Linked DNA regions of Homo sapiens: region 1 is linked to region 2. The links are chromatin contacts, found by Hi-C or POLR2A ChIA-PET in ENCODE. All regions are on one chromosome and are shown on one strand. Each heading gives the region's core, a stretch centred on a gene start or an enhancer-like site at or near the end of the contact. The rest is flanking DNA. Distances are from core to core; before and after follow the strand shown.

What was found. A loop is a pair of places that touch in the nucleus more often than their neighbours do. ChIA-PET counts read pairs that join two places held with the same protein, here RNA polymerase II (POLR2A). Pooled maps may share reads with other maps.
Region 1: a pooled map shows a loop between it and region 2 (4-fold over the local background). The contact joins the enhancer-like site here to the promoter of NFYB in region 2. A Hi-C loop is called at or near these places in 2 of 37 single-sample maps with no recorded cell type and 2 of 50 pooled maps. POLR2A ChIA-PET finds 5 or more read pairs at or near these places in 2 of 52 experiments (Caco-2 and PC-3).

The regions. Positions count from the first base shown.
Region 1 is chr12:105,354,283-105,359,749 of GRCh38, forward strand. All of the region lies in intron 2 of C12orf75 (chromosome 12 open reading frame 75), which reads left to right. Among named protein-coding and RNA genes, the nearest start is that of C12orf75, 26 kb to the left of the region's middle. RefSeq lists a silencer at 3,354-3,423. Within about 2 kb of position 3,794, at least 3 of the 41 ENCODE cell types and tissues checked have a DNase peak (open chromatin) inside an H3K27ac peak, as active enhancers do.
Region 2 is chr12:104,136,915-104,142,128 of GRCh38, forward strand. NFYB (nuclear transcription factor Y subunit beta) reads right to left here and starts at 1,296. Exons shown (of 8, transcript NM_006166.4): 1 at 1,227-1,296. LOC105369947 (a long non-coding RNA gene) reads left to right here and starts at 3,317. Exons shown (of 3, transcript XR_945286.2): 1 at 3,317-3,784. RefSeq lists enhancers at 1-448, 449-1,040, 1,864-2,033 and silencers at 660-789, 850-929, 1,030-1,129, 1,180-1,479.

The DNA.
Region 1 (5,467 bases), core at 2,544-5,043, 1.2 Mb after region 2:
TAATATAATAACTGTGCAGGGTGATCATCTTCATCATCATCATTCTTACAGTAGTAGCTAATCTTTACTGAGGACTGTGCACCATACACTGATTTCCAGCATTTTCTGTACGTTATCTCCTTCCATACCCATGATAATCTGATGGACAGAATAATGATGTTTCATTTTACAAGTGAGGAGGTGGGGAGCACAGAGAGCTGAAGTAGCTGCTGGAGGGACAGATTACAAATACAGTATATTTAATATCCTAGGAAAATACTTGGCATTATGCTTGTTGCCCCCGGTGAATGACAGCTAGAATTATTAGTTAGTTTAAAATGTTGTTGAAAAAATTTGGCAGGGCCTCTGACATGAATACTTGATGGCAGAAGACCCAGCATATTGAGGGCCTTGCTGTGGTTAGAAATCATATATTCCCATTGGTAGCCATGATGAGATTTTCCTTAGGTCGGACCCTGTGAAATAGGAGCAGGAAGAGAGAGAGCAGATGGACGGATTCATCCAGGGATGGAGAGGAATAGGTGGTGACCAGCAAGTGCTGCAGAAATACTTGACTGCAAGACATGTGCTAGGGAGAGAGGGAAGGGAAACACGAGGGGCTGATGGATAGGGAGGACGGGGAGGGATGGATGAACTGGAGCTGATGTTGCAATAAGAAAGCAGCCTTCTTGGGAATGATGGGACTATCGAAAGGAGGATTTTTTTTTCCTCCCTAGGGAGTGGGATTTTCTACTCTAAAATGTGGTAAAATAGTTCCAGGAACTATACTCCATGGAGCAGCCATCGGAGTATGTTAGCGGAGCAGCACAGAAGTTGTTGGGATAGAGGAAGTCAGCAAAATATGAGGTGAGAGGTTGGATGGGTGGTTTTCACGAATTTCTTTTTCTTTTTCTTTTTCTTTTTTTTTTTCAGAGTTTTGCTCTCTTGCCCAGGCTGGAGTGCAGTGGCACTATCTCAGCTCACTGCAACCTCTGCCTCCTGGGTTCAAGTGATTCTCCTGCCTCAGCCTCCCAAGTAGCTGGGATTACAAGCGCATGTCACCACGCCCAGCTGATTTTTGTGTTTTTAGTAGAGTTGGGATTTTGCCATATTGGCCAGGCTGGTCTCGAACTCCTGACCTTGTGATCCGCCCGCCTTGGCCTCCCAAAGTGCTAGGATTACAGGTGTGTGCCACTGCACGTGGCCATTTTCATGGAGTTTTAAATTGACCAAGATAATGGTGCTTAGAAAGAAAAACTTTGGGTCAGGGTCAAAATCTTTGGTGCTCTGGGGACAGTTATGGCAGGGTTTAGACTCCAGAGAGGAGAGGTTCTGAGTGAAAATGAAATGGCCCCACCTGTAAGAGCTCTGTGGGGAGATGAGGAGCATGCTGGCTCTGTCTCCTGTTAGGAGAAGCTAGGGTAGGTGAGAACAAGATGCATATTCTTGAGGTTTTGAGAAAAGTGGTGCCAGCAAGGAAAAGCCAAATTTCTTAAGGTAAGGAGATGAAGAGTGCACCCTTGCCTTATAGCAAATGATATTTTTACAACCAATTCTGAAATAATTCCTAACACTGTGTGCCCCTTAGTAAGAGAATAACTGGGGGGAGGAGAGCTAGAGAGGACAGGGAATTTGCAGTCTGGCTCTTGATCTCTTGCTTCTGGATAAAGAGAAGTTGAAAGCATTCCTTTGAAGTGAATGTTACTCATGTTCTCCAGTCATACACTCTGGAAGAAAGAAAGGGACTAATATTGGCCAATGGGCTCATCCAGGGAGAGAGATCAAAAGAAAACAGTCCAAAGAAGTTTTGAAATTGGAAAGAAATGAATGATATTAAACATAGGCCAAAACAGCCAATGGTAAAACATAATTCATTGTGTAATTAAGGGTTTGCTAGAATGGATTGAAACCACCCCAAGGAGCAGGAACCATCATGAAAACATGTTATAAAGAAAATTAAATAATTATATTTTATCTGGAGAATTGTAGTGTAGATGGAAGTAAACACAATCAATTAATAAACCTATTCCAGAAGGTTATCATGAATGGTAACTAGAAACAGATCAGGAGAGCCATGGTCTCCAGGGTTTCCATATTCAATTTTTACTGTTTACGAGTCAAAGTAAGTTTAGCCTCTTTAGTGACACTGCAAATAGGGAAAAAGAAAAGACTACAGGCTTTTTTTTTTTTTTTTTTTTTGCTTTTTAGATCATCTCTAATAAGAATAGCTGTATATTTAGAACATTTTTCTTGATGAATAAGTAAAAAATAAATCATTTCTTTGCCACATAACTTTGTTAGTTCTAGAAGCCTAAGGGAAGTGAGAACTTTCTGAATTTTCAGGTAAGTTGTAGCAAGGATGACTTGGGAGCTGCTGTTTCAAATGGCTGGCTGCTATCTCATATTTGTCATCTGTATTTGTCCTTGATCATGACATGGTTCCATTATTTCACTGTTAAAATCTTTAGGTCACTTGGGATAGCTATTTTATACAACCCAGAAACTAAGTAAATGTAATGATGAAAGATTTTGACTACCATATATTACTGAGGAAGAAAAAGATTCATATTTTATGTATTAACTTTGAATAAGGTTTCACTTAATGAAAGTGATAGTTATTGGTAAGATAAATCATAGTAATTTAAAATGATTGTAAGGTTGAGGTGTTCCATGCAGATATTTGGTTTTAAATAGGCATGCAAAAAATACATTAATTTAAAAAAAGGCCAGGTAGGCGAAAGCCCACCCACCCCAAAGAGCAGCCACAGAGACATGGTCGTTTTGGAGGCAGCCCACCTTCCAGAACCCCGACCTACAAGAAGACAGAGCTTATTTATGATTAGAGAGACATTCAATGTCTCCAGTTCATTCAGAAAAAGTCTGTGACCCTAGTATAAAACAGAAGGATGCATAACTACCTAGAGAATCTGGATCAGCACTGCTATTCACCCTGAGAAGGGTAAGAAGAGCACCTGGCTGGTTTTAGTAAGTTCACAGGAAGTGAGCTAGAAGTGGAATTAATAGAAACTCTGAGACAGAGGAAACCCGAAGCCATCCATCTGTAATCTTAGTTGCAGTGGTTGCCTTTGGTCAGTTGCTTTTTTTTCTTTTCTTCTTTCTTTTTCTTGCATGCCGAGTGTCAAGCCAACTTTGATAAGGTACATATCACTAAACAGTATCTTACTCTACAAGAGTGAGTCATGTTTAAACCATCAACTGAGGATTTATCTTTTCAACAATCCCAAAAGACGTTGAAAGTGGGGAGAATATGAGTTACGGGGGTCACCTTGAATAACACTTGTTTCTGCAAACAGTTTTATTAATGCTATGACTGAAAGTCTGACTCAGAGCCCTGTAAGTGTGTGACCTTAGGCTAGGAGATGATTATGATACTCAACGGGTGGCTTGAACCTCGACTCATTCTTTCTCCTTGATCACCTGTTCTTTGATAAAAGAAGCTACATTTTTTTGCTAACAAAAGGAGACCTGATTTTAGTTGAATGCCCAATGTATTTTCTGTGTGTGTGTGTGTGTGTGTGTGTGTGTGAGAGAGAGAGAGAGAGAGAGAGGAGAGAGAGAGAGACAGACAGACAGACAGACAGACACAGGGTCTTGCTCTGTTGCCCAGGCTGGAGTGCAGTGGTGCGATCATGACTCACTGTAACCTCGACCTCCCAGGCTCAGGCAGTCTTCCCATTTCAGCCTCCTGAGTAGCTGGGACTACAGGTGCAAGCCAGCATGCTTGGCTATTTTATTTTGTATTTTTTGAAGAAACAGGGTCTCCCTTTGTTGCCCCAGCTGATCTTGAACTCCTGGGCTCAAGATATCTGTCTGCCTTGGCTGCCTGAATTGCTGAGATTACAGATGTGAGTCACTGCGCTGGGCTCAGTGTATTTTTTAAACCTGGTCCAAATTGGTGAATACATGTTCTATGGTTCTTAGGGAACGTTCCTGTGGTTTAAAAGGTTTTATAGCTGGGCATGGTGGCACGTGTTTGTAGTCCCAGCCACTCAGGAGGCTAAGGTGGGAGGATCACTTGAGCTGAGGAGTTCGAGACCAGTCTAGGCAACATAGTGAGACTCCATCTCTACAAAACCAAAAAACATATATGTTAGCCAGGTGCGGGGTGTGCGCCTGTGGTGCCAGCTGCTAGGGAGGCCGAGATGGGAGCATCGCTTGAGCCTGAGAGGTTGAGGCTACAGTGAGCTATGATTGTGCCACTGCTCTCCAGCCTAGGCTATGGAGCAAGACCCTGTCTCAGAAAAAAACCAAAACAATAATAATAAATAAATACAGGGTTTTCCTGATAAGATGGTATTTGAGGTTATGATTAAAAAATATTTCAGTCTTACATTTTTTCAAATGTTGCATTACTTTCCACAAATTTTTCAAATGGTATAGATGAGGAGAAACAAAACATTGTCTTGATACCAGAGAAAGCAATTTACCGATAGGTTTTCAGTCATGCTTACCCTGGAAAAACAAGCTTATTACACAAGTTTATTCTTTAGAGTAGTGGCTCGTGTGCAACTAGAAAATGGAATCACTGCTCAGTAAATTAATGTAAATCCTTTAGTACTGGCTTCCTCCAGCACTCTTTGGACTCCAGAAGTCAGTCTTCCTTCTAAGATTGGCTCTGGGCACAGCTGTAAAGCGGATGATGTTTCGACCAAACCCCAGCACTTGGTTCCAGTCCCTTCCCTTGGGTCTTCCTTCCCCTTTCACTTCTCTAATGGACTTAATGTCTAGCATAGCTCCCCTAGCAAGAGCAGGATTTGTCTTGATGTGCCACGTACTTATTTCCAGATTTCCCTTGATCCCTTGGTAATTTGGGCTAGTTTCTCTTCCCCTGCGTCGGCACCAACGTTTGACTCCATGGTTGTGAAATTGAAGAAGTCGTGATAAGCTTCAATGCTTGGGGCCAGGCCAGAAGTGGTGGGAGGCAAACTGGTAGAATTCACCTTTTACTTTTTATTTTTAGGTGATTTGGTTTATGGCACCTGATCCCTTATCTCCTCTAACTCTGCATTTTGGTTCTCTTGGTATAAGCCTTATCTTCAAGGTTTCTTCCCCATTTATAGTAGATTAAGGGGTACTCTTGTTGCCCCTAAGTTGCTTCTCTCCCATTTTCCAGTTTTTAGTGCGTTGGCTTGTGGGCGTCTGGGCATTGCTTCCTGAATTGTGCCCTCCACCCCAGGAGGCTATTATTTAGCAGTGGATTATTACTGGCTGGGCGCAGTGGCTCACACCTGTAATCTCAGCACTTTGGGAGGGCAAGGCGGGTGGATCACTTGGGGTCAGGAGTTCAAGACCAGCCTGGCCAACATGGTGAGACCCCGTCTGTACTAAAAATACAAAAATTACTCAGGCGTGGTGGTGTGTGCCTATAGTCCCAGGTATTTGGGAGGCTGAGGTAGGAGAATCGTTTGAACCCAGGAGGCAGAGGTTCCAGTGAACTGAGATCACACCACTGCACTCCAGTTGGGGC
Region 2 (5,214 bases), core at 46-2,545:
AGTTTTGCATCAATATACAGTAATCCTTAAATTAAGATACAAGAGCAATGCAGGGAAGGAATAATTTGCCTTTTAAGGAATTTTGGTTAAACTTTCAATACTTTACAAATAAACCCCCCACTGATTAGTGCCACTGATATTGATCCGTTTGCTTTCATCACTTTATGTTGCTGATTAGTTTCCATACTAAGAGAGATGAAACCACCCCAGTGATTTGTAGCACGAACCACGCAACTATGGGGTCCATGCGGGTTAGTGGGATGCCATTTTTTTAAAGGTCGCAGGCTACCTAACCTTGTTTAAATTATCCTGTTAGAGTGCTTTGGGCGAGATTACGATTTGTGGGTGCTCTGTAATTCTTTGTTCTCTAAGACTACCGTTCTTTAAGGCCCTGCATATCCTCCCGCCTCCCACCACTAATGATTAAAACCTTAGTCCAATCCGAAGGGCTTCCTTCCCACCTTCGGGGCAAGTACAGGGACCGCAAACCGCCAGATGGCTGCATTCTTTACGCGCAAACCAGGCTGCGGGGAAGCTAAAGCCATGCCTTCCTCCCCACGCAGGTGCCTGGGTGGCCCCGGCCCCACGGCCTGGTCCCGGCGACCTGTCAGCCCTGCGAGTGCCAGGAGGCCGCCCCCAGAGCGCATCCCCTGACTCGCCCGGCCGCCCCGGCCCCGCGCCCAACGCCTGCCTCCCACCCGCCGCGCGGCCCCCGGGATGTGCGGGCAGACAAAGCGCCGGGCCCCGCCACAGCCCCGCGGGCGGGAGGAGGGCGCCCCCGGGGACTCGCGCCGCCGCCGGGGCTACGGGGCCAGGGCCCGGGCCGCGTCTCCCGCCCCTCGGCCGGCTCCCCGCACAAAATGGAGCCGGCCCGGGACGCCGTCGAGAGCGGGGCCCCGACGCAGCCCCGCGGCCCCTCCTCGGCCCCGGGCCCGGAGCTCAACGGCGGCGAGGGTGAGGTGGCCTGGCCCGCGTCCCGCCGCTCCTCAGCCCGGCGCACAAAGAGCCGCGCCGCGGCCCCGCGCCCGCTCCCCGGCCCGGCCCGCTGCGGGAGCGGCCTCGCAGGCGCGGGGCCCGGCCTCGGCCCGCGCGGGAGGGCGGGAGGCTAGTGCCCCCGGCCGCGGCGGCGTTGGCGGCGGGGACGGCGCCGGGAGGAGACGGACATTTCATTCGAGCTAAAGTGGAGTCGGTTTAGGAGCGATCATTGGCCGAAGCGAGACACAAACCTCCAATGCAGCCCTGGTTGGCTCCCGTCTCCAATCGGCTGTTTGGTTGGACAGAAAATGGCTGCGAAGGAACCAGTCCCAGCGCGGAGCTCCGCTTCCAGGACTCGGCCTCCCCTCCCTCCGCCGCGGGCCGCTTCCCTCGGCGCGACACCCTCCCTCCGCGCCGCCCGCGCGCCCGCCCGCCGCGGCCCCGCCCCGCCCCGCCCCGCCCCCGGCCCCGCCCCGCCCCCGGCCCAGTCCCGCGTTCCTGTGAGGCCTCCGCGCCGCTCCGGATGCCGCTCCTCTAGGCGCGAGGTCTTCCAGGGCCCTGCCCGGGCGCGCCGTTCGGGTCTAGGCGGGCCTCCTTCCCGGTGCTGACCCGGGCCTGTGCGAAGCGGGATCTCTCGGGCGTCCCTCTCTTTGTCACCCCTTCCCCCGCCACGTGGAGGTGCCTCAGCCGCCTGAGCTCAGCCTGCCTGCGCCTGGATTTTTAAGAAGGGGAAACCAAGGACAGAAGCCGCCCCCTAGGACGACGCGCCCGAGCCACCGGGAGGGTCTGAACGGCGGGGGCCTCCTGGAGCGCCTTCAGCGCCTCGTGTTTTCTTTCCTTGGGTCCCTGTTAGCGTCGCCGCATGCACAGCGCTCCCTGTCATTTGGTCCCTGAGCTTGGGTGTTTTTCACATTTCATCTAAAGATGCAGACCCCTGCTAAGTCTAGCCAGCCTTCACCCTGAATCTTGAACTTAAGATGCTGCATTTTCCACCCACCCCCACCCCTCTAGTAGCTGCAGATTGACAAGCGGCTTTTCCCAACCAGATGACATTTTGGCTGCAAGAATCCGTGGCCCGTTCTTGCCTCTGTGCAGCCAAGCTCCTTCGCTGTCTTTCTCAAACTGCAGTCCTGAGTTCAGCTTCGCTTAGCAGTGACCATCCCAGAGGTGGGTAATCCAACACTGGATCCACTCACTGCAACCGGAGCTGGGGATGGCATGCCCTCTGCTTCCACTAACCGAGTGGCCTGCACCACATTAAACTCTCCAGCTTTGATTATGTAAAAATACAGAGATCTTTTATTTATAGAGTTCCTACTGTTTCTCAGAGTATTTAAACATTTCTGCGGCAAGTATGGAAGAAAAGACAAATGAAAGCCCCAAATTGTGACAAGAGGAGTAAGTAGCAATGCCACTGTCATCAGACAACCTGACTTGAATTCCAACTCCCCTTCTTACAGGCTTGTGATCTTGGCCAAATGTCTGCTTCTCAGGGTTGTTTGGGATAATGTATACATAGAAAGCCCTTTAAAAAAAAAAAGTTATCCCAGCACTTTGGGAGGCCGAAGCAGGCCGATCACCTGAGGTCAGGAGTTCGAGACCAGCCTGACCAACATGGCGAAACCCCGTCTCTACTAAAAATACAAAAATTAGCCGGGCGTGGTGGTGGGCGCCTGTAATCCCAACTACTCAGGAGGCTGAGGCAGGAGAATCGCTTGAACCCGGGAGGCAGAGGTTGCAGTGAGCCGAGATCACACCATTGCACTCCAGCCTAGGCGACAGAGCAAGACTCCATCTCAAAAAAAAAAAAAAAAAAAGTTATCCTAAGATCTTTATATAGCATGAATTTCTTCAATCTCCATCAAACATTTAAAAGGTGTTATTTGCTTAGAAAAAAAAAAGGAAAAATTGGCCTGAGTTTAATTTCTCCCTTTCTCTATGCTTACCCATAAAGTGGAGATTAAGGAGTGAAATGATGTGTTCAAAGGTTCAAAGGCAGGAAATATAAAGTAATAGAATTGGGAGAAGGGGCTGGGCATGGTGGCTCACGCCTGTAATCCCAGCACTTTGGGAAGCCAAGGCAGGCCGATCACCTGAGGTCAGGAATTCGAGACCAGCCTGACCAACATGGAGAAACCCCGTCTGTACTAAAAAATACAAAATTAGCCGGGCGTGGTGGCGCATGCCTGTAATCCCAGCTACTCGAGAGGCTGAGACAGGAGAATCACTTGAACCCAGGAGGCGGAGGTTGCGGTGAGCTGAGATCGCGCCATTGCACTCCAGCCTGGGCGACAAGAATGAAACTCTGTCTCAAAAAAGGAAAAAAAAAAAAAAAAAAGAATTGGGAGAAAGATGACTAATCCTTCTCCCAATTCTGGATGGTGAACCAAAAGATGCGAAGATGACTACTTTTCTGAGTTAATAGTTTATCATTTCAGTACTGTGGATCTAAACTATGTGCTTAATTCAAATTCCACTAAAAGGTAATATCAGCTCCTACATTCTGCAGGCATTGTACTAGGAGCCCAAGGGCTACAAAGGTGAATGAATCACTCTCCTTACCCTGAGGAGCCAGAACTCTAGGAGAAATGGAACCCGGTCCACATCCCCTCTGCAGTTGGATCCTAGGTCATCCTGCCTTAACAACCAACCTGTGTTCTCTGTTTCTTCTGTATCTATTTCAGGAAGCCCCCAATAAATGTTAACCACTTTTCTGATGACTTGGTGAAAGAGGAAGGCCAAGATCATAATTTAGTCTTGGAAAAAACACTGCAGCTAACCTAGTCTTTGCATTCAAAGTCAGAGACAGGTAATTGAGTGTCTTTATTTCGAGTCTGTACACCACAGCTGCCAGTTAGTTCATATCGCCATTTCTCTAGGCGTCATAATTAAGCAAACAATGAAACAGAATCCCTGGCCCCATGAAGACTTCACAGTTTTTACTTCATCACTTCAATGAGGTCTCGTAAAATTCCCATGAGGACAGGGTCTAGTAGAATATTGTCTCCACTTCCACCTTCCTGATTCTTCTCTTGCTCCACTCTTCTCAATCCATTCTATGCACTGAGGCCTAGAAGGATCTGGCTTCAGCTTCCCTCTCCCACCCGGCTTGTGGCTCTTCCTCAACCCTGACCTCACCACCTTCTAGACCCACTGGCCTATGCATTGCTCCTCACACACGCACCAGCCTTAAGATCCTCACTGGCTTCTTTTCATCACTGAGGTCTTGCCCCTTCAATGAGGGACTTCCCTGATCCCTTCTTCTTAAGTAGCCCCGCCCAGTTACTCTCTATCCTGTCATCCAGCTATATTATTCTATGTAAAAGTAAATATGATATTTGCTCCAATACCCTTAGCCTAACTGGATTATCTTGTTTATTTGTTGGCTATAAGTACATATATCTAAAATGGAAACAGGCCAGGCTCAGTGGCTTATGCCTGTAATCCAAGCATTTTGGGAGGCTGAGGAGGGTGGACTGCTTGAGCTCAGGAGTTTGAGACCCGCCTGGCCAACATGGTGAAACCCTGTCTCTACAAAAAGTACAAAAATTATCTGGGCATGGTGCTGCATGCTGGTAGTCCCAGCTACTCAGGAGGCTGAGATGGGAGAATCACTTGAACCCGGGAAGTGGACGCTGCAGTGAGCTGAGATTGCATCACTGCACTCCAGCCTGAGTGACAGAGCAAGACTCTGTCTCAAAAAAAAAAAAGGGAGAAAACACTTCTCATTGCCCATACTACTACCACCATGGTTCAAGTCACATCTCCTGAAAGGATTTGGATGTTCTAGCCAAATCTCATGTTGAAATGTAATCCCCGGTGTTGGAGGTGTGGCCTGGTGGGAGATAATTGGATCATGGGGGTAGCTTTCTCATGAATGGTTGAGCATCATCCCCTGGATGCTGTCCTCGAGATACTGAGTGAGTTCTCTTGGGATGTGGTGGTTTAAAAGTGTGTAGCACCTCCCCCTCTCCCTCTTGCTCCTGATTTTGCCTTGTGAAGTTCCTGCTCCCATTCTGCCTTCCACCATGATTGGAAGCTTCCTGAGGCCTCCCCAGAAGCAGATGCCAGCCTTATGGTTCCTATACAGCCTGGAGAACCGTGAGCCAATTAAACCTCTTTTTGTATAAATTACATAGTCTCAGGTATTTCTTTACAGGAATGCAACAACAACCTAATACATCTCTCATCAGGGTGACTGCAGTGACTTGTCTCCCCTCTTCCACTCTGGTACACAGC